Linked DNA regions of Homo sapiens: regions 2 and 3 are each linked to region 1. A link is a loop called in an ENCODE intact Hi-C map of the cell type or tissue named here. Cell type or tissue: B cell. All regions are shown on one strand. Each heading gives the region's core, and the rest is flanking DNA. Links, peaks and the distances in the headings are about the cores only. Region 1 overlaps SLC24A3 (solute carrier family 24 member 3). Region 2 overlaps RIN2 (Ras and Rab interactor 2). Region 3 overlaps RIN2 (Ras and Rab interactor 2).

Evidence for each region. A loop is a pair of places that touch in the nucleus more often than their neighbours do. Peaks named below come from ENCODE experiments on the same cell type or tissue, not always from the same donor. Only the 100,000 strongest peaks of a DNase experiment are listed, where the experiment ranks them.
Region 2: a loop joins it to region 1, with 7 times the contacts of the local background. A loop is called at or near these places in 3 of 110 quality-filtered maps.
Region 3: it touches region 1 in a loop (8-fold over the local background); 4 of 110 quality-filtered maps call a loop at or near these places.

The regions. Positions count from the first base shown.
Region 1 is chr20:19,703,960-19,710,462 of GRCh38, reverse strand. All of the region lies in intron 15 of SLC24A3 (solute carrier family 24 member 3), which reads right to left. Among named protein-coding and RNA genes, the nearest start is that of RIN2, 51 kb to the left of the region's middle. In B cell, for the core only: no CTCF peak of the experiment used is centred there; a DNase peak (open chromatin) is centred at 3,792; H3K4me3 peaks cover 888 bases; H3K27ac peaks cover 996 bases.
Region 2 is chr20:19,931,138-19,937,640 of GRCh38, reverse strand. RIN2 (Ras and Rab interactor 2) reads right to left here. Exons shown (of 13, transcript NM_018993.4): 4 at 2,442-2,542. Among named protein-coding and RNA genes, the nearest start is that of NAA20, 83 kb to the left of the region's middle. In B cell, for the core only: no CTCF peak of the experiment used is centred there; a DNase peak (open chromatin) is centred at 2,590; H3K4me3 peaks cover 1,067 bases; H3K27ac peaks cover 1,035 bases.
Region 3 is chr20:19,825,370-19,831,872 of GRCh38, reverse strand. All of the region lies in intron 2 of RIN2 (Ras and Rab interactor 2), which reads right to left. Among named protein-coding and RNA genes, the nearest start is that of RIN2, 70 kb to the right of the region's middle. RefSeq lists a silencer at 3,283-3,452. In B cell, for the core only: CTCF peaks have their summits at 3,160 and 3,365; a DNase peak (open chromatin) is centred at 3,492; H3K27ac peaks cover 1,453 bases.

The DNA.
Region 1 (6,503 bases), core at 933-5,932:
TGGCAGTTGTTGTGGAGGAAACAGGAGGGTGGCTAGTTCCAAAGTCAACAGGGATTTAGCCCACAGTGCATGTATATTTTTTAGTACGGATGCAGACACAGATACTCATTCATACCAAGTTTCATGCATACTTGCTGCTCATAAAACAGTTCTTTGAACCCTATTACCTTTGGAGAGCCAACACCCCCACCCTAAAAGATTCTGATTTCCCTAATACTACAGTTTAAAATCTCTCTCTAGTTTGTGGTCAGCTTGACCCAACCAACAAATTCCTTTAGGAAAAATAAGAAGCCCCTGGATTTTTGCTAATTTATTTCTAACTTGGAACATATGTGGCATGTCATTTCACATTTTCTTATTTGGGTAGTTTTACACTTGTTTGGGTGTAGTTTCCAAATGGATGTTCCCAGCTGTGGCTTTACATTGTAAAATATCACTGGGTGGCAATCTCTTTGTTTGAACAATTAAATGAGGTAAGACAGTGACCCAGCCCACAGAAAAGAAGCAATTTAATGACAGTTGCATCCCTAAGTCCTTTAGTCATTTAGTACAATAGTGCATTTAGTTCTGGTGGCCACTCATGAAATATGCAAAGTGGGTTTTGTTCTCCCCATTTGAAAGATGAGACAACTGAGGCTCAGAGAGGTTAAACCACTTAGTCAAGTTTACGAAGCTGGTGAGGGGTCAGGTCTGCATTTAGAGTTGGACTTTGGACCCTAAATTCTCACTTTTTGTTGTACTCTGCCAGGCACAGCAGAAAGCCAGGGTAAAGCCTCCCTTTACCCTCTAAGAACCCTCAGAAGTGCATCTGGACCTTTCCTGCCTAGCACTTTTTTTTTCTGAGATGGAGTCTTGCTGTGTCACCCAGGCTGGAGTGCAGTGGCATGATCTCAGTTCACTGCGACTTCCACCTCCTGGGTTCAAGTGATTCTCCTGCCTCAGCCTCCCGAGTAGCTGGGACTATAGGTGTGTGCCACCACGCTCGGCTAATTTTTGTGTTTTTAGTAGGGACAGGGTTTCACCATGTCTGCCTACCATGTTTGTAAGAGTCCTGAATGAACTTTAAGAATCACAGATGCCCCTGCAGCAGCTGCCAGCAGTACTCACCCACATCCCCCCATCTCCCTGAGGTGCTATTTTGGTGGGTGCCAGCTGCCTCCCAACAGCCATTCCTGCCTCGTTGCCTTAGGACTTTCTCCTAAACCAAAGAAGTGCCAAGAAATGAACAATTCTAGAAGCTGTTCTCCACCAGTGACTCTGAGGAGTGGGTGAATAAACCCCCCAGCTCCCTTGCCCCTCGGATGGAGTCATTCTGAGACAGAGGCTGTCCTCTGTTTCCCAGAGCTCCCACTATGGGAGTCAGCCCTGATTGCCCACTGTGGTAATAGTCTTGCTAGCACAGCCGCTGTGGGCTGCCTTCCCTCCTTCTTCCTCTCCACTCTCATACTGCTCCCCCTCAATAAACTCTTCACCCTGGATCCTCCTCTTAGAAATGAATAGTTTCTGAGGGACCTAAACTGTGATGAACAGAGAGACTGATTCAGCTTTCCAGGTAAGCCCTTCCACAGTAGGATCTGGAAGAACCCTTCCTTCCCTCAGGCATCACCTAATTTTCCTAACATAGAGCCTGAAACACAATGGTCAAGATCAAGGGGATTGGGTGGTGATACTTTTGCTCCCAGGAGCTCTGTTTGAATAACCTTGAGAAGCCTCGTTCATTAAGACATCACCACATTATCCCCAAGTTACCTATCTAGGTCCTGTGGGGATAGTTTGTAGGAGACCCTAGCAGTGGTCTTCTGACACGGTCCTGTTTCCGTGGTGTAAATACTGCCATCATGGCTGATTTCAAGCTACCAACGTGGCATCGCCAGAGGAAGCTATGAAGAGCTGCACATGATAGCTTCTCTGGAGGCTATATGAGTTGGCTCCAGCACCCTACTGTCCCTGGGGGCGTGGGAAGGAATTTGCAGAAAAGGGAAGACTGGTTCTAGCAGAGGGAGCAGTGTCCTGGTGCTGGGAGCCTGAATTCGGAATGGTTGCCATACAAGGTGAGAATGAAAGACGTGGGAGACATCAAGAACTGATGGGTTCATTGATTCATTCCACAGAAAGCCCTCTGCTAGGTGTTAAGGAGCACAAGTTGAGTAAGATACAGTTTCTGCCCTCAGGGAGTTAAGGGGGAGGCATACACATCATAGAATATACCCCCATGCTGTCATACAGGTACTAAATTTGGCTGAGGGTAGGCTTCTTGGAGGAGGTGATGGTTGGTTGAAAGCGCTGGCCTTAGAAGAAGGACCTTGGACAAGGTCTGATATACTTGGCTGCTCCAACATCCTTGTAACTTTCTTCTGGCTGTGTGGCCCCCTTTCTTCTGATTCTCCCTGTCCCTGGCTGGCCCTTCCTCAGTCTCCTTCAGTGAATGTTTGTTTCTTCCCCCATCCAACATCACGACATGTTCTAGGCCCTCTCCTCTATCTACACTTACCTTCTTACGTTGTTACTTGCAGTTAATGCTCTTGACTCCCGAATTCATATCTGCAACCAAGACCTTGCCTCTGAACTTCAGACCTATCATTTCCACTACCTACTTAATATCTCCATTCAGGTGACCCGCAAACATATCAAACTTTATTTGTCCTAAATGGAACATTTGGTATGTCATCTTAAATGTGTTCCTCATCTCCCAGCTTGTCTCCCCATCTCCATGAATGGCATCACAATACACTTAGTTGCCCAAGCAAAGAATCACATGTTACTTATGATTATTCTCCTTCTCATTCTCTCCATACAACTGTCAGAAAATCTTATTAATTCTTCCTTAAAAAGAATCTCTTTTTGTCATCAGCTCCTTGACCTGTCTCCCCTCATCCACTCTTGCCTCCTATGCATTTAGAAAGAGCATCCAGTGTAATCTTAAAATGTAAAGTGAATCATGCCATTGCCTTGCTAAAATCCTCAATCGTAGTTATAATAACACCTGAAAAGTTTGCAATAGCTTACAAAATCCTTGCCTTTCCCGACTTACTTCCGCATGAACAGCTGTTTAGGGGCTAAAGTTAAACTAATTGCCAGGTCCTGTTATTTTTTTCTGTAGTCTCTTGCTTAGCTTTCCACTGATCTCCAGTTTTACCGCTACTGTGGAGGCAGAGTGAACTGCTGGTCTCACCTCCTCTCCCTGTAATAGGTTTTATGTCCACACACTTTCCATAGCCTCATGGTGGGTGGATGCATTTTTCTGCTTCCTGATTTGGGGCTTGGCTGTGTGATACTCTTTGGCCAATGGTGTTAGCTGACCTGATATGAGCCTGAATCCATAATGTGTTTCCGAAGCTGGGTGCGTCTTCTTGTGCTCTTGCTTTGAGAAGAGCAAAACATGATGTGTCTTCTTTGAGACACATCATGAGAAGACTGTGTCTTGAGAAGCCAGTGGTCCAAAGAGAATGAGAGGCACATGGAGCAGACTCATATGAAGCCTGCAGCCAAGCCCAGAGCAGCCACACACTTGTCAGCCACAAAGGTATGACTGAGATATATACGCTAATGGATGCATGCCTTTTGTTACTTAGCATTAGGGTAACCATAGCTAACAGATACAACCATCCTAATCCAATCACCCTATTCTCTCTCTCCTGCAAATGCCCCGTAGCTGAACTTGTTGCCATCAGTCTTGTCAGGCTCCAGTGCTTTCTCTACGGAATTGTCAGAACGTCCTTTCTAAAAGGCACACATGACCGTACCTCTCCTTCTCATGTACCCTTTATTCTTTCCATTACCATGGCCTTTACCATGCAGCTTCTCTGTCTCTAGTTTCATTTCTGCCACTTTGTTTCAGTTCCCCAACTCCTCACCCCTCCCATACTCCCCCCAGCCACAGAAGCAGCCCTTGGGTGCTTCAGTGCAACAAGTTTTCCCATATCTTGGTATTCTACAAGCTCTTATTTCTGTTTGGAAATAAATTTTCTCACCTCTCTCCACCTGCTTGTCCTGATAATCTTGGATTCTCAGAATAACTGTCATTTCCTCCCCAGCATTCCAGATCCCCCAATCACTGCCACACACTACCTAAACTTCTGTATAGGCAGCCCTTAGGAGAGCAGGCATCACGTCTTGTTTTGGAATTGCTTGTGCAAATCTCTCCTTCCATAGCTGTAGGTCCAGGAGCATAGGCCTCTGACTGTCTTGCTTACTGCACCATCTCCAGTGGTTACCAGCATAGCACATAGTAGGCACTCAATTAACACTTTGTCAAAGAAAGAATAAACCAGGCAGACAGTGTGGGGTGAGAATATTTCTGGACAGCTCTTCTTTTTGTCTCTGTTGTTTCTGGACTCTGGTGGTCTCTTGCTTGGAGAGAGAGAGACAGACACCCTCCCTCCATTGCATCTCAGATTTATTTTACATTTCTAAGCCCTAGCTAGAAATATGAGTTTTGCCCTGGCTTCCTGGAGCCTGCATGGTGACTTTCTCAGCTCTCTTAAAGCTTGTGGAACAGACGTTCATCACCATAATGGAACAAGAAGTGCTCATTTTCCAAACTTTGACTTTTAGAAAGATTTCTTATTTTGGGCACTTAGGTAACTAGCTGCCTTCTGAGCAAGCCACAGAGTATTAAGAAATGTCAAAATCTGTAAAACTGCATTCATCCTTCCCTGCCAAATGCTTAAACCTAATGCCATGCACAAAACAGCCATCCGGATGGTAATTATCAGATAATTATGACTTGGAAATCCCATCTAGATGAGATGAAAAAATTGCTCAAAATTGTTGGCAGGTCCCTTGTGAGGTTAGGAGGGCCATTAAACCCACAGTAGCTGCTCGGTTCTGATGTCAGAGATGCAGAAAGATGTCATGCGGTCACTACCATGCTACATGAAAGAGGCTTTTGAGTGTCGTTTTGGAAATAAAGCCTCTCATAGGAAAAGCTTGTGGTGGAGAAGAGGGCAGATCAAAATGCTCTCAAGCAAATAAGCCCTAGATTTGCTTTTTCATGAACCTGGGATTATTTTTCCAAATAACGTCTGCATTTCGGCATGAGCTCCATGGTGATGTCCCCCACCCTGCCCAGTGTGGCTGAGCATGAGGAATCGACCACTTGAAGACACCCAAAGAGAGCCAGGGAGGGACCAGGGACTGAACAAAGGATCCAGAGAGGTTCCTCCAACCATCAGACAGAAAATCCCTGTAGAAATATCAGTTACCATGGCCCAGGACAGCAAGGAGTGCAGCCCCCATTATGCCTGTTGGTACTTTTAGGATAGAAAACTGGGGATCAGAATTTCCTCCCCTTCTAGCTCTTCACTTCTTTATATAAAGTTGAAGAAGCCACCTAAGCATTAATAAGCAGACCCTGCCCTGTCTTTTAGCAAAGATTCAAACTCAGGGATGGATCTGGTCTGAAATTTCTCCTCTGAGCCCAGAGTTATGCATGGGTGACTGCTGTGGCATGATTTGCTTTGGCAATAGTTGTCAGTGCTTTGAGGAAAGCACTCCTCTCTGCCTCTTTCTGGCTGTGTGATTTAACCGCTGTGCCTTGGTTTCCTAATCTGCAGAACTGAGCTAAGAACTATATTGGATTTAGCATGAAACCTGAGCCCTGTGACCAGTCTTGGTGGCCCAGTGTGACCCCTGCCCACCTTACTCTGCACTACCTCTGCCCAGCATGTCTCCTGTTCTAGGACACATCCTGCCTCGACGCCTTTGCAAGTACTGTTCCTTCTCAGAATGCTCCCCTGCTCGCCACACACCCCTCTCTTCCCATGGCTGGCTCTTGTCACTCATGACTCCACACAGAACTTAATCTCCTGTTCAGTAAATACAGAGTGACATCTGCACCTCTCTCTCTAAAACATCACTTCAACTCATCATCTGCATAAGGCAGATGTCCTCTGAAGTTAGTGCAATCAGGCATTTGTTCACGTATGTACTGTCTATCCTTCCCCACTCAATGTATACTCTAAGAGGAAAGGTCTTGTCTACCTTGTTCACTTCTGAATCCCTATTGCCTTGACAAGTTCCTGGCATATAGTGGGTGCATAATAAGCCCTGGTTGAAAGAATAATCATTCCCTTACATAGGCGTTGGAAGGATTAGATGAGACCATGCGAATACAGTGTTCCTACAGTGCCTGGTGCAGAGTAGATGCTCAGTGAATTCTAGCTATTCTTTTTGCTGTTGTGCTTGCCCCCCTACTCTCTTCTCAAGTCACCCTACTGCTCTGTTCTTCTTTGCTCACACATGTTCCTCCATCCATCTATCCATCCATCCATCTCTCCATCCATCCATCCATCTCTCCATCCATCCATCCATCCATCCAACAAATATTTGTGGAATATGTTCCAAGTGCCAAGCACTGCGCTAGGCACAAACAAAATAATAAATGCATAGAGGAGCACAGTTCCTGTCTTCAGGGAGGTCACTTCTCCAGGGGGAGACTCAGACCAAGGGGTAAAGGTAAGCACTTTGATGAGAACTGCTGAACACAGGCATGACATCTGGTC
Region 2 (6,503 bases), core at 697-5,696, 230 kb before region 1:
AGTCCATGGCACAAGACAAAGTTAAAGATCAAGGTTATCTCAATATTAAGCACGAAAGAGCAACCAAACACTAACACAGCTAGAGTAATAGTGATTCCTAACCTAGGGACTAGCTTGGTGCTTAATCTGGTATTCCATCAACTAAGGAACCATAGACATTTCGTGGTGGCTGTGGTGGGATAGGCGACTCCCTATCCCAGCTCACACTCACAGAGTACGAAGCTGCAGAGGAAGCTGACGGCGGTGCATTTCCTGCAGCCGTCAGACGTGCAGAGCCAGGGGCCCGGGCGGTGCTCGCCACTTCTTTCTCCAGGGGTTTTGCTGAAAGCAACTCTGCTACCTACTGGTCTGCTTTCCTCTTCCCTCCTCTCCCCTTTGGCTGCTGCTCTGTGCCAGGCTGAATTGTGGCCACAGCTATGCTTTTCCTTGATCTTAGAAATAACTGAACTGGCCCTCCTGACAGCTCCATTGGACAAAATGGAGAAATTAAAACCAAACTCACTACTTCTAAAAAATCAGCAAGACACTCCAGCACAGAAGCCAAAACTGTGTAGCTTTTTCCCCACAGCACACAGTTTCCACATCAGTCAAATGCAGGCCCTAAAGAGCTTTCCCTCCTGGAAGTGCTAGGAAGATTCCGTAAGTTAGTCGCTATAAGCGACTTAGAACAGTAGTTTAATATGAACAGTGTTGCCACATGGCCAACATGATCTATATTGTTAAATAAAGACAACTCATCTTGCTTTTTCCTCTTTCTTTTCTGTTAAAAAAAAGCCAAATAAAATGCCTTTGCAAATGTATAAATTCATGAATTAAGCAACATAGCATTCAAAGTGACATTCATCTGGGAAAAAAGGCTGTTGTGGACTGCTTACAGTTATTCTTACCTCTGAAAAGGAAAAGATGGAAGGAAATGTTAAAGATTAAGCAACCACCCAGCTCTCACTCTAATACCCACCGGAGTCAGAAAACAAGATCTTGAGGGCCCCTCACATGTTCAGAACGTCCTTCTCACACCCCCAAAATCCCCTGTGCTTATATGCAGGGGAAAGGTTTCCGCCGCTCTGTGTCTGGGTGTCTGTCATCTGTGGAGCTTGGGGTTGATCTCACAGAGCCGCCTTTCCTGGCTATGAAAGAAATCAGTGCTACCAAAGCTCTCTTTTCTGTTGTTATCAGCCTAGACTCCCAATTAAATTTTAGCTCAACAAGGCACAGGATAGAGAAATTCCCTGGCTAAAGTTCCACGATGTTTGAAACTACTCTGGAGGTGAGGCAGAGAGTCACTACCTGAAAATCATTGTGCATTTGTCTAGTTTATGGGGAAAAAATAAGACTTTCACACTGAGGTCAAGAACAATCATAGAATGCTGGGTGTGCTGCAAGGAGCAGGGGGACCATCTGGTTCACCCCCATCGTTTTGTAGAGAAGGAAAGGAAAGGAAGGCACAGAGAATTAAGGGTGAGTGCTGTTCCCCCAGAGACATCGGGTATCAAAGTACCACCTTCCAGCTGCAAGTGCCTCCCTGGGATGTTGCTCTCTCCCGTCAGCGTATGGCGGAACTAGTCGGGCTGGTTTGAAACTTGCCTGGACAACCAGAACCATCTGGCTGGCCTGCCTGTTGCATGACTTGCAGGCAAAACCTACTCCATAAATCTCAGCCTCACACTGCTCCAGGCAGGCTCAGCCCCACTTTCTGGGAGAAAGGGGAAGCTGTTAACAAATCTGGCCTCTAAGGCACGAAGTGTCTGTGTCTTTTTATAGCCATTATATTGTTATCTTGTTAGCATCAAAGTTGGAAGAAGTCACCTTCAACTTCCCACCACCCCCCGACCTTTGCACCCCCTTTCTCCAGGTACAGACCAGTCCCTTGCCTCCTATTCAGACGGTGTGCAGTATGTGCACAGGTATCGCCTTCAACAGCACAGCACGCCGCCTTCCCTTTGTATCGAATTTACAACCACATCCAGTTTCCAATCACTGCACGGCTTTTCAGGTTAATGGTTTTTTGGAGACTGCTGGGGTTTTTCTCTGACCTGAGAATGCAAAATGAGTCCATCCTCTTTAGCTGCTCCCCTGTAAGCCTTCTGGAGACTCACACGGCTACACTGAATTCTACTTTGCACACGCTGGATCTTGCTGCATTACTGTTTCCATCATTGGGAGTAGGTGGATATGGCACAGACAATTTTAGGTTTCCGGGTTCTGGTGCCAGGAGGAATTGAGAGAGTATAAAGTTCAAGTGCCTTCAAAGTGATTAAAATAAACAAGCAGACAACTAGTTCCTAGGCCACTCCCACCTCCTACAGAGGATTTCATCTAGAGCTGCTACCACACTCCCAGCTCCCAGACTTCTGAGGAGTGACTGCAAGTCAGCCCTTGGCAGTGCCAGGGTTCACTCGATCCCTTTCTCGCACCCATCACCTAACCGTGTCTCTGGTCACCTGTGGGTTTCAGCGGGTTCCAGGCCATTTTCCAGGTTGACATCTGTCCGCACCATCTCCTGTTTCAGTTCTCCGATCTCCGAGGCAATTGTGTCAATGAGCTATTCAAAGACAAAAATAGTATGACGTCAGGAAGTGGAGAGGCGTGGCATGCCCACAGCGCCCGGGGAACTCAGGCTTTTCAATAGGAACAGAGATGACCATCTTTTTCTATTTCTTTTTTTTTTTTTTTAATCTTGGCTCTGTGAATTTCCTCTAGCCAGAGGAAAAAATAAAGGGGGAGGAGGCAGCTTCTCCTTAGAAAGGGGAAGAACTTAGGTTTCGGTATTGTAATAAGGAAAAGAATATGACACCCAGTTTGTTAGGTTTCAGTATTGTAATAAGGAAGATAATATAACACCCAGTTAGCTTTCTCAACATGAATATAGACGGGAATAAATACATCCTGGCAAAACCGGGCCTCAATATTCATTTGGCAAGGGAAACCCTCCAAAGGAACCCCCTTTGAAGGACTGAAATTCATACAATGATTATTTTGTTATAGAAATGAGTTTATTTAAAAGATATATCCAGCTTACATATTGATTTCTGACGACATCAAAATGATTTCTTGTTCTATTCTTTGCACTGCTGTGGAGAGAAGATTGTTGGGGAAAGGGAAGAGAAAGGACTGAGTGAGGCTGGGGTGGATGAGTGGGGAGGAGGGGAGTGGGCCCCAGGGCCATCTAGGGGAAAAGGCGGCCCCATCTCAGATCCCCACCTATCCATGCACCTGCATCTGACCCTTCAGGCTGGTCTAAAATCTTTCACCCTCCTATTCACTCATTCAACAGAGTCTTTCCTGGCGCGTACTAGGCACTGTAAGTGTACAGTGGCTGTTCTCAAGGGTGCCACTCTGCTCACTATTTTTTGAAAACATAGTAATTTTCCATACAAACGTTATTTACATTAACAGGTAACAGGTCCATTATTGTTTTAAAATAAGCGTTATTAAATTCCTTCATTTTAATTTCTAAGATGGCAACTATTTATAGATATGATCCATACAAACATAAGTTCTTTGGGATCCTCAATAATTTTTAAGAGCATTGGCCAGGCATAGCGGCTCTTGCCTGTAATCCCAGCACTTTGGGAGGCCGAGGCAGGCAGATCACTTGAGGTCAGGAGTTCAAGACCAGCCTGGCCAACATGGTAAAACCCCATCTGTACATAAATACAAAAAAATTAGCCAGGCGTGGTGGTGCGTGCCTGTAGTCCCAGCTACTCCAGAGGCTGAGGTAGGAGAATCACTTGAACCCAGGAGATGGAGGTTGCAGTGAGCCAAGATCATGCCACTGCACTCCAGCCTGGGCGACAGAGTGAGGCTCCATCTCAAAAAAATAACAACAACAATAATAATTTTAAAGAGCATCAAGGGGTCCTGAGGCTAAGAAATTTGAGCACTGTTCTCACTAAAGAGAAATGTTGTCTTGTCTCAGGTAGCTTTTATCCCACCCAGACTCTGGGAGGGAAACTTCACTTGCGCTTAAAGCTTGTTCTAAAATGTGACCCCATCTATTCACTCACTATTTCGACAAACTTTTATGGGCTCCCGCTTCATGCCAGGTACTGCAAATGGGGAGTGGAGCTGAGAAGATCTCAGTTCTCATGGAGATGAGATTCTGGTGGGGCAGAAAGACACCAGAACCAAGCACTGAGCAGTTCCAGAATGAAGACAGGTGAAGGTAATGCTGTGGGAGCAACAAAGGGGCCAAACAGATCAGGGCGGGTTGGTCAGGGCAAGTCTTTTTTAAGCGATAGAGCCTTGAATGACAAGAATGCCATGAAAAGATCAAAGGAAGAGCCCTCCACATGGAGAGAAAGTTCTGGAGGCCAGGAAGGTGTGCAGGAGGAGAGGCAGGCAGGGATCAGATCTTGCCAACTTTGTAGATCATGGTATTCACCACCTTGAGTCTTCCATGATAAGAACCATTGGAAGGCCTTAAGTAGGAGAAAGCCATTTTACATCTGTTTTATGGTCTAAACCGATCACCTTGGCACTGAGGTGGTTGGAAAGGGCAAGATGAGAAACAGGAAGACCAGTTAGGAGCAACTACAGTGGTCTAGGCAAGAGATGATGCAGCTTGGACCGAGGTGGTAGTGGTGGAACTAGAAAGAACGGGGGAATTTAGGAACAATTTGACATAGAAATTGATATAATTTGATGGATTGAATGTGGGGGTGGTAGAAAGAGAATAATCAAGGATGGCTCCGAAGTGTTTGGTTTGAGCAATTAATAAATGGCATTGCCCTTGACTGAGATGGGAGCAATGGGGAAGAATTAGACTTGAGGGGGAAACTGCATTGAACTTCGGGCAGATTAAATTTATTTCAGTTGTTTATCAGCCATCAAATAAATCTGTGAAGTAGCTTCTGACACTCTGGATGGAGATTTTTCTGTTTGGAAGTCACTGGCATGTGTGGCTGGCATTCTAAAGCACTGTGGCAGGGAGAGATTATCTAAGGAGAGAGGTCGATGGAGAAGGGGGCCCAGCAGATAGCTCTGGACACTCCCAGGACTTAGAGGTCAGAAGAAGGGAAGCCAGCCAAGCCCTTCATGCTTGATCCATCCCCTCGGTGCCTGTGACTGCAGTAAGGACCAGAGGGGGAGCTTCCAGAAGCACTGGGGCCTCGAGAGAGGAAATGATTAGGAGATCCTATTTTATACATATCTCTGTGGCAAAGTTTTTTTAAAAAGTCTGACAATGCCAAATACTCTAGGATGTGGGAAAACAGGATCCCCCTTGTCTTTCTCTGTTTCCTGTTGCTATAACAGAATACTACAGACTGGCTAATTTATTAAGAACAGAAGTTTATTTGGCTCATGGTTCTGGAAGCTGGAAAGTCCGAGAGCATGACTCTGGCATCTGGTAAGAGTCATCCCGTGGCGGAAGGCAGAAGTGAGTGGAGACAGGGAGAGGAAATCGGCCAAGCTCATTCTTTTTGTCAGGAAACCACGTCTTTGAAAACTAACCCGCTACCAAGATAACGGCATTAATTCATTTGTGAGGGCAGAGCCCTCATGACCTAATGATCTGTTAAAGGTCTCACCTTTTAAGACCGTTACAATGGCAATTAAATTTCAACATGAGTTTTAGAGGTGACATTCAAACCATGGCACCTCTTACACTGCTGGAGGAATATTACCCCCAGAGCTACTTTGGAAAGCAATTTGGCAACATCTTGTAGGGTTAAAGATACACAAACCTATATGTGTACTTTAGAGACTAAACTTGCACGTGGGCCCAAAGATACCTTTGCAAGAATATTTGTTGCACCATTATTTGTGAGAACACCTAAGGGTTCATTAAGAGGAGAATGGATACATTAATTGAGTATAAAATGCTACATAGCAGTTAAAAATTAATGAACCAGAACTGTATGTATGAACACATGTATAAACATAAAAGCCCAAAAGGCTTTTTTTGAAAGCAGAAAAAAAAAAAAAAAAGGCAAATCGAGAAGCATTATATACAGCATGTGAAGTTTAAAACCATGCAAACGTTCCCAACACAAGGAAAAAGATACATGGATGGATATCCCAGTTACCCTGATTTGCTCATTACATATTGCATATTAAAATATCACCTGTACACCCCAAAATATGTACAACTATGACATAACAAATTAACAAATAAAATGTATCCATATAATGTTTATATTGATAACATGTTGAAAGAATACTATTTCGTCTATGTTAGGTTTTAAAATATATTATTAGGCCAGATGTGGTAGCTCATGCCTGTAATCTCAGCATTTTGGGAGGCCAAGGTGGGAGAACTGCTTGAGGCCAGGAGTTGGAGACCAGCCTGGACAACATAGTGAGATCGTCTCTATAAAAAGTTTTTTTAAAAATAAAATACTGTTACATGTTATATTATTAAAATTATAAATGCATGCAAAACTGTACTGTATGTTTATAGATACACACATAGACACAAAGGCTATCCTAATATGTATGGGGTTATAATCCTAATCCAGGATAGTGGTTACCTCTAGACAGGAGAAATGGATGAAAGTGTT
Region 3 (6,503 bases), core at 932-5,931, 120 kb before region 1:
GGAGAATCCATGTATTTTAAAAGTCTATGTCTAGGGTGATATGAACTATTACTATTTAACTTTCCATATGTATTTATTGTATCTACTACAATAAACTTGCAGAATATAGCTCTTATATTTCTTTGTCCTCCCTGGAACACTTACTGTATATCCAAGCTCATTGTACCTGCTCAACGAATGTTTGCTAAATAAACGATGGGTTCAAATGTATCAGGGAAATTACACTGATATAATCTCAAGTACTTGACGGGCTTAACTTTATCTTTGAAATCAGTTCATAAAACAATCTCGGTCTACTCTTCCTATTCAGTCACACCTATTTATTTTCCCAATACTTTAAAATAAAAAGTTTCAAACAGAGTGAAATTGAAATAATTTTTCAGTGAACACTCACATACACACCACCAAGATTTTACCACTGACATTTTACAATATTTGTTTTATCCATATTTTTCCATCTCTACCTCCCTCTACGCATCCCTCAATCCATCTTACTTTTGGTGCATTTAAAAGAAAAACTTGGATGTCTGTACTTCCCACTAAATACTTCTAACATACATATCACTAACTAGAATTCAATTTTTTCAGGTTAAAAAATGTTAATGTAAAAATTTATGTTACGTTTTTAGACGAACGAAACTACTTCCAAGCACCAAGTACCAGACATCTCCTTGCTGAGAGCAGTTGGCAGCTTCACATTTCTAAGGTGAATTGGGTGCCCTGGGAGGGTGGAGTATCTACCCGGAGTGTGGCATGCTGGGGCATCTGTGTACTTCTAGAAGAGGCTGATGGTCATGGGTTGGGGTCTCCCAGAAGCAGACTTGGAGACAGAGTTTAGGGTACAAGAGACTTATTAAGGAGCGCCCGTGGGATCAGTGCCTGTGGAATGGGAAGGAAGCAGGAGTGGACACGGGGACATGGAGATGAGGTTCAGGATTCAGGATGAGTCAACCTTATAGGGGTGTCCCGAGGTGGGGTGAGATGGCTATGCCATTGTACCCCCACCAGCATCAGTCATCGCTGGATGTGGGTATCCCTGGGCATGGCATGACCCTTGCCTAGGCAGCCCCCTTCAGCCAAGGTACCCCTGCAGGGGCTGGTGGCAGCTATAGACTCCCCATGGTCAGCACTCCCAGCAGCCGGGCAACAAGTCCCTCCTTAAGGGGCATCTGGTGGTGCATCACAGTGTCCACCATGCTAATGATACTGCATTCATTTTAGCAACACATCATGTGGCAGTTGTTCATGCTTTATTCCACAGCAACAGGAAATTCCGGCCCAACCTCATTGAGAGTCCTGGAAACTGAATGACTGGCCTTGAGTAGGTTGTGATAAACATTTGCTGGTATGTTATGCACTGTGGGACATGACATTGGAAAGGGCTGAGGCTTGTGGCTGATGGTCATATTATTAAGGTATCCCTCATGTGGCAGGAAGATGCTACACCTGAGAGTGCAGGGGGTCTTCACCAAACTGCACAAGAATGAAGCATGAAAGAGAGGCCAAGAAAGGATTCTAAGGTCATGCCATGTAAGTAAAAGAAGATTTGAGGCCTGGCATAAAAGTTAATGAAAAGCTAGCTTGGCTTTAGAGAACTTGGTAAAAAAAAATGTGAAGCTAGTTAGAGAAACCAGCAGTCTCATGACCTCACACAGTCATCAGGATTGGCCTTGGCTAAAAAACAAATGGTTTCATAAAAATGATATTTTAAAATGCAAATTTCATCCTACTCTCCCTTCCTTTGGAAAATATGTCTTCCTGAGGTGGACTGCTATCATTTGGGTATCCCCCAAATCTTTTGATCACAATCCGTATTTTGATAGTGTCGTTCAGGATAATTTCTGTCTTTCCAACATACGATGCAAAAATAAGACAACAGAAACCTCATTTTCTGGCCTCCTTGCTGCTGGGATATGGCTACGTGATTTAGATTCTACCACGCAGATGGGCTCCCACAAGGCTTTGTTGGGAACTGAGTGATGCAGGGAATGAGACAGAGTCAGGGGCATCATTTTGTGGTCAGGGGCCATGGCAGAGCTGGAGTTGCTCTGAGCAGCAGCCCTGAGGGGGTCTCCCAATTCAGCAGCTTCCTGACCCCTTCCGTAGTGGCCAACCCCTTGGTGGGCTGATTCTGGTGGGCCATTCTGGGAGTCACTTGGGAAGCCCAGCCTAAACCCCACTGCTTGATCCATCCCTTGACTTTGGGAACTCTGTTCCTCAGTACCCCTCCCTGCCTAAACCAGCTAGAGGCGATTCTCTAGTATGCATCTAAAAACCCTGACCAATACATTTCCTATAGTCACAACAGTGGATTTTTGAACTTTTTAAGCCGGCACACTTTCATCAAACACAACAGCCTATAGAAGCCCAGTATACAACGTAGATGATATACAAAATTGTTCTTCCCACCCTCCTCACTCTAGAGCTCTCTGTTGCTCCTGTGAACTCACCCCTGGGAGAAAGCATAGTTATTACAGAGGGTCCTTCATATACTGGATTCAATCCATTTTTTTTTCTTTTTTTGGCTTCATCTCCTATCATGCCCCCAAAGTCCTACAAATTAATAAGTTAATCCAATTTGCAAGCACGCCATACAACTTTGGGTTTCCATAACTGCTCATCTTCTCTTCTGTCTTCCTGGGATGTCTGTCATGAGTAGATCTGCCAGGAAAATGCTCATGTACTCTTCAAGAACCCAATCAATCAGAACCTCCATGAACCTCTCACCCAAAGCGTCCCATCATATAGGTGGCAATTTCAGTAGCCTCTTAGCATTCATGAGCCTACTATTTCCAGAGGTAGCTATTATTCTCTGCTGAGGATCCCAGGTAATCTGCATGTTTGCTGAGGCACAAATTTGAATCATTAGTATATTAAACGTGGTGAAATGCCCTGGCTTTTCCTTTCCTTCCACCCACCCTATCAACCAGGGCTTCACATGAGCCAAACCAAGCCTAGCAGGAAGCCAGTTAGCAAAGGGAGCCTCAGACGACGTAGCCGGTTGGACCATCCCAATGATCATACAGAGCAGAACAAGCAAAAATGGACCTAGGATGGTGGAGGAAATGATCAGCTCTGCAGAACTTCCTAGGAGTCAGCAAGATCACAGGGAATGGGACACTCGGTTAGAATGCAACCAAGAGATGGCATATTTTATCATGTTCCATTCATAAGAAACATATTTTTTCTTTTCTTTTGGAGAGTACTAAGCTGTCTCTGTTAAGTCAAGGACAAATAAATCTATGCACCTACATAATGGTTTTCATATTAGAAGATAATGGAGATGAATGGAGGAATAGAATAAAAGGGCTACTGTGATGACAGGATGCCACAGCCACCATCAACGCAGGAAGTGAGTGATTCATTCCTGCTGCAGAAATCAGGCAGAAAGACAGGTGGCAGACTCAGCTGTCCGCACATATTCTCATAGTGTCTCTGTGATAAAAACCATTTCTGACACACACTTGACCTAACTTGTGGGCAGATTCAGCCCTCAGAAGGATCAGAAAGCTGTGGGTGGAGCTGCTATTCTCAACTTACTTCCGATTCACGGGGAGGAACTGATTGGGGAAGTGGAAGTGAGAGGCATTGTAAGAGGAAATTCTTATGTCATCCTTATGTTCACAAAAGCTAGGAATGGGAAACTCAGTTGTGCTGATAAATTTTGTGGTTTACAAACAGAGATTTCACAAAGTTTAAAGGTGAGTTGGAGTCTATAAAAAGTGCCCTCGTTCCCATCAAACAGAATGGGAAGTTCTTGAAAATGGGGTTCTGACACCACAAATAAGTCAGTAGCTAAGAGGGAGAGGTATCACAAGCAGGTGAGTCTGCACCTTTGCAATGAACTCACAGCTGGGCAGCATGCAAATATGGGTAAGGGCTCTAGAGGCTTAAGTGTACCCCAAACAGTGTGCTGGATCTGTGTGAATAATGCCTAGAAGCCTACAGCCCAGGAGAAGGGTATTTTACAAATAAAACAAAGCTAAATAAAACCATAAAATACCTTTTTAAAGGTACTTTTGGAACACAATGTGGTTGACTAGCAGCAAAAAAAAAAAAAAAGAAAAAAAGAAAAGCAAACCTACTAAAGTCCTTGACAATGGGAGCAATTAATTTACATCAGCTGAACACCTAAAGGCTGTAAGACAGGAAGAGGAGACCAGCATTAAAAAGCGGGACTGGATCCTGAAGTCAATTTGGCGGTCATAAGGGCGTACCTGGATCTTCTATAGGCATTTTCTTTTCCAATCTGGAGGACTCACTGCCACACTATGGTTATAAGTTAAATGCATGTGAGATTATTTGTGATCACCTTCAAGCACTCAGGAGAATTAAAGAGGGCTGGACAAAGCTGGTAGATAATGTTGGTCCTTGGCTTCAAAAACAGAGAAGGCAGTAGACTTCTCCAGCTATGAAGCTGTGGGCTCCAGGGCCATTTGAGAGATGATTGCTCTTGGAATTCTTTGCAAGATGGTGTATCTTAGCCAAAACGTGGTCAAGCCCAGGGTCCAGTTTGGGTTTCCCAAGACAAGCTATGTCAGTTTAGCCATATTCCTTATGTACTTCGCAGGGCTATTAGACTAGAAAATTAGAAAAAGGCGGGGTGTGGTGGCTCACGCCTGTAATCCCAGCACTTTGGGAGGCCGAGGCAGGCAGATCACCTGAGGTCAGGAGTTGGAGACCAGTCTGGCCAACATGGCGAGACCCCATCTCTACTAAAAATACAAAAATTAGCTAGGTATGGTAGCACATGCCTGTAATCCCAGCTACTCGGGAGTCTGAGGCAGGAGAATCACTTGAACCCAGGAGGCGGAGGTTGCAGTAAGCTTAGATTGCACCACTGTACTCCAGCCTGGGCAACAAGAGCGAAACTCTGTCTCAAAAAAAAAAAAAAAAACCCAAAACCAAACGAATAGAAAAACCACCACCACCACCACCAACAATAACAAAAATAAAATTAGAAAAAAACTGTTGCATGGATCTGAATTTCAAATAGGGAGTTGACAAATAATGACACCTTTTTAGCAAGAAAAAAATTTGTGCCTAAGAGGATGACAAGAAAATAGTTAAATGCCTGCACACAGGAGCCACAGTTGATGGATTGCCACCAAACAGGAGTAGGCCCCAAGATTCCCTCCGTGCCTGTCCTGCGCAGGATGTTTGCTAAGAAGTTAAACCAGGATAAGGATTGAACAGAGGTTAAGCTAATAGATGACTTAAAGCAGAGAGAATGACAAATCTTATAAATCAGTGTTTCCTAAACACCAGTCATTCATGTACTGCCTTCCCAATGCTTGCTGCCAACTATCAGACAGGATTGTGAATTTTCCTTAAATTTACTCTCTTTTCAACTTGAATCTATAGCAGAAGAAGCTAATGGATATGATGTGCTAATTACATCCTTGCTATGGCTCCATGACTATGAAAACAGGGAAGGGCCACCCCAGGGAATCACTAAGAGTGTGACTTTGAGCAGTTACTTAGTTACCCGTGCCTTAGTTTCCTCATCTGTAAAATGGGTATTGAATGAAATAGTTCATGAAAAAGCACTTCTTAGCACAATGTGTGTAATATAATAAATGATTAATAAATGCTAGCTATTCTCATAATTATTTATTATTAGAATTTTTTTAAAATCCTGGTTTACTAAGGTCAAGATAAAATGTATTCATGCAAATAGTCACTCACCTCCTTTTACAGAGTACATTGTTTAGAAATTAACAGCATACTAAATAAATGCATGCAAAGCACTTTGCAAGTTATTGTTAAAAATATTAACCATAATAATGCATATATTAGCATGAGCAACAAAGATTGACTATAAATCATACTTTTATGCTATAAACTGAATTCATAAGAATTGAAAAATGAAATAAAATTATCACAAAATGCTAATCTGAGTTCCAGCTAAAAATCTTCAGGGCTATACCTACAATCATTGTTGTAACATGCTTTGGAAAGATAGGACCAGATGAAATAATTAGGATACAAAATACAACTCAACTGGCTGAGACAACAGGCTCACAAATGAGAGTAGCAGAAATAAATGCAAAATCCTGTGAGTGGGGTTACAGAAAACATCGCTTGAGGGTGCACTGAGGCAAGGTGCAGCCTACTAGAAACACACGTGAGAGCATCTTTTGTTTGAAGCTCAGTGACAGAGTTGCCCAAATCCCTGATGAGCATTTGGGCTTATCCAAGGCAGTATCCGTATTGGTGGAAGTCCTATTCTGAGTGTCCTCAACCTTCAGTGAGAATGAAGGGCTCAGCTTAAGTGAGCACCTATGGTGGGATTTTGCAACACTGGATTGAGGTAAGGAAAGAACCCAGGAAGTGAGAGAACAGGAACCTGGCCACAAAAGGCCTAGCTGAAGGGCCTAGAAAAGTTTAGTTTAAGAGAGGACTGGGAAGGGGAGAGGAGTAGGGCAGGAGAGCTGTCTTCTGAAAGCGAGGCTCCATCTGCCTGGCTCAAGCTAAGAAAGACCTATCTAATGATCAGAGCT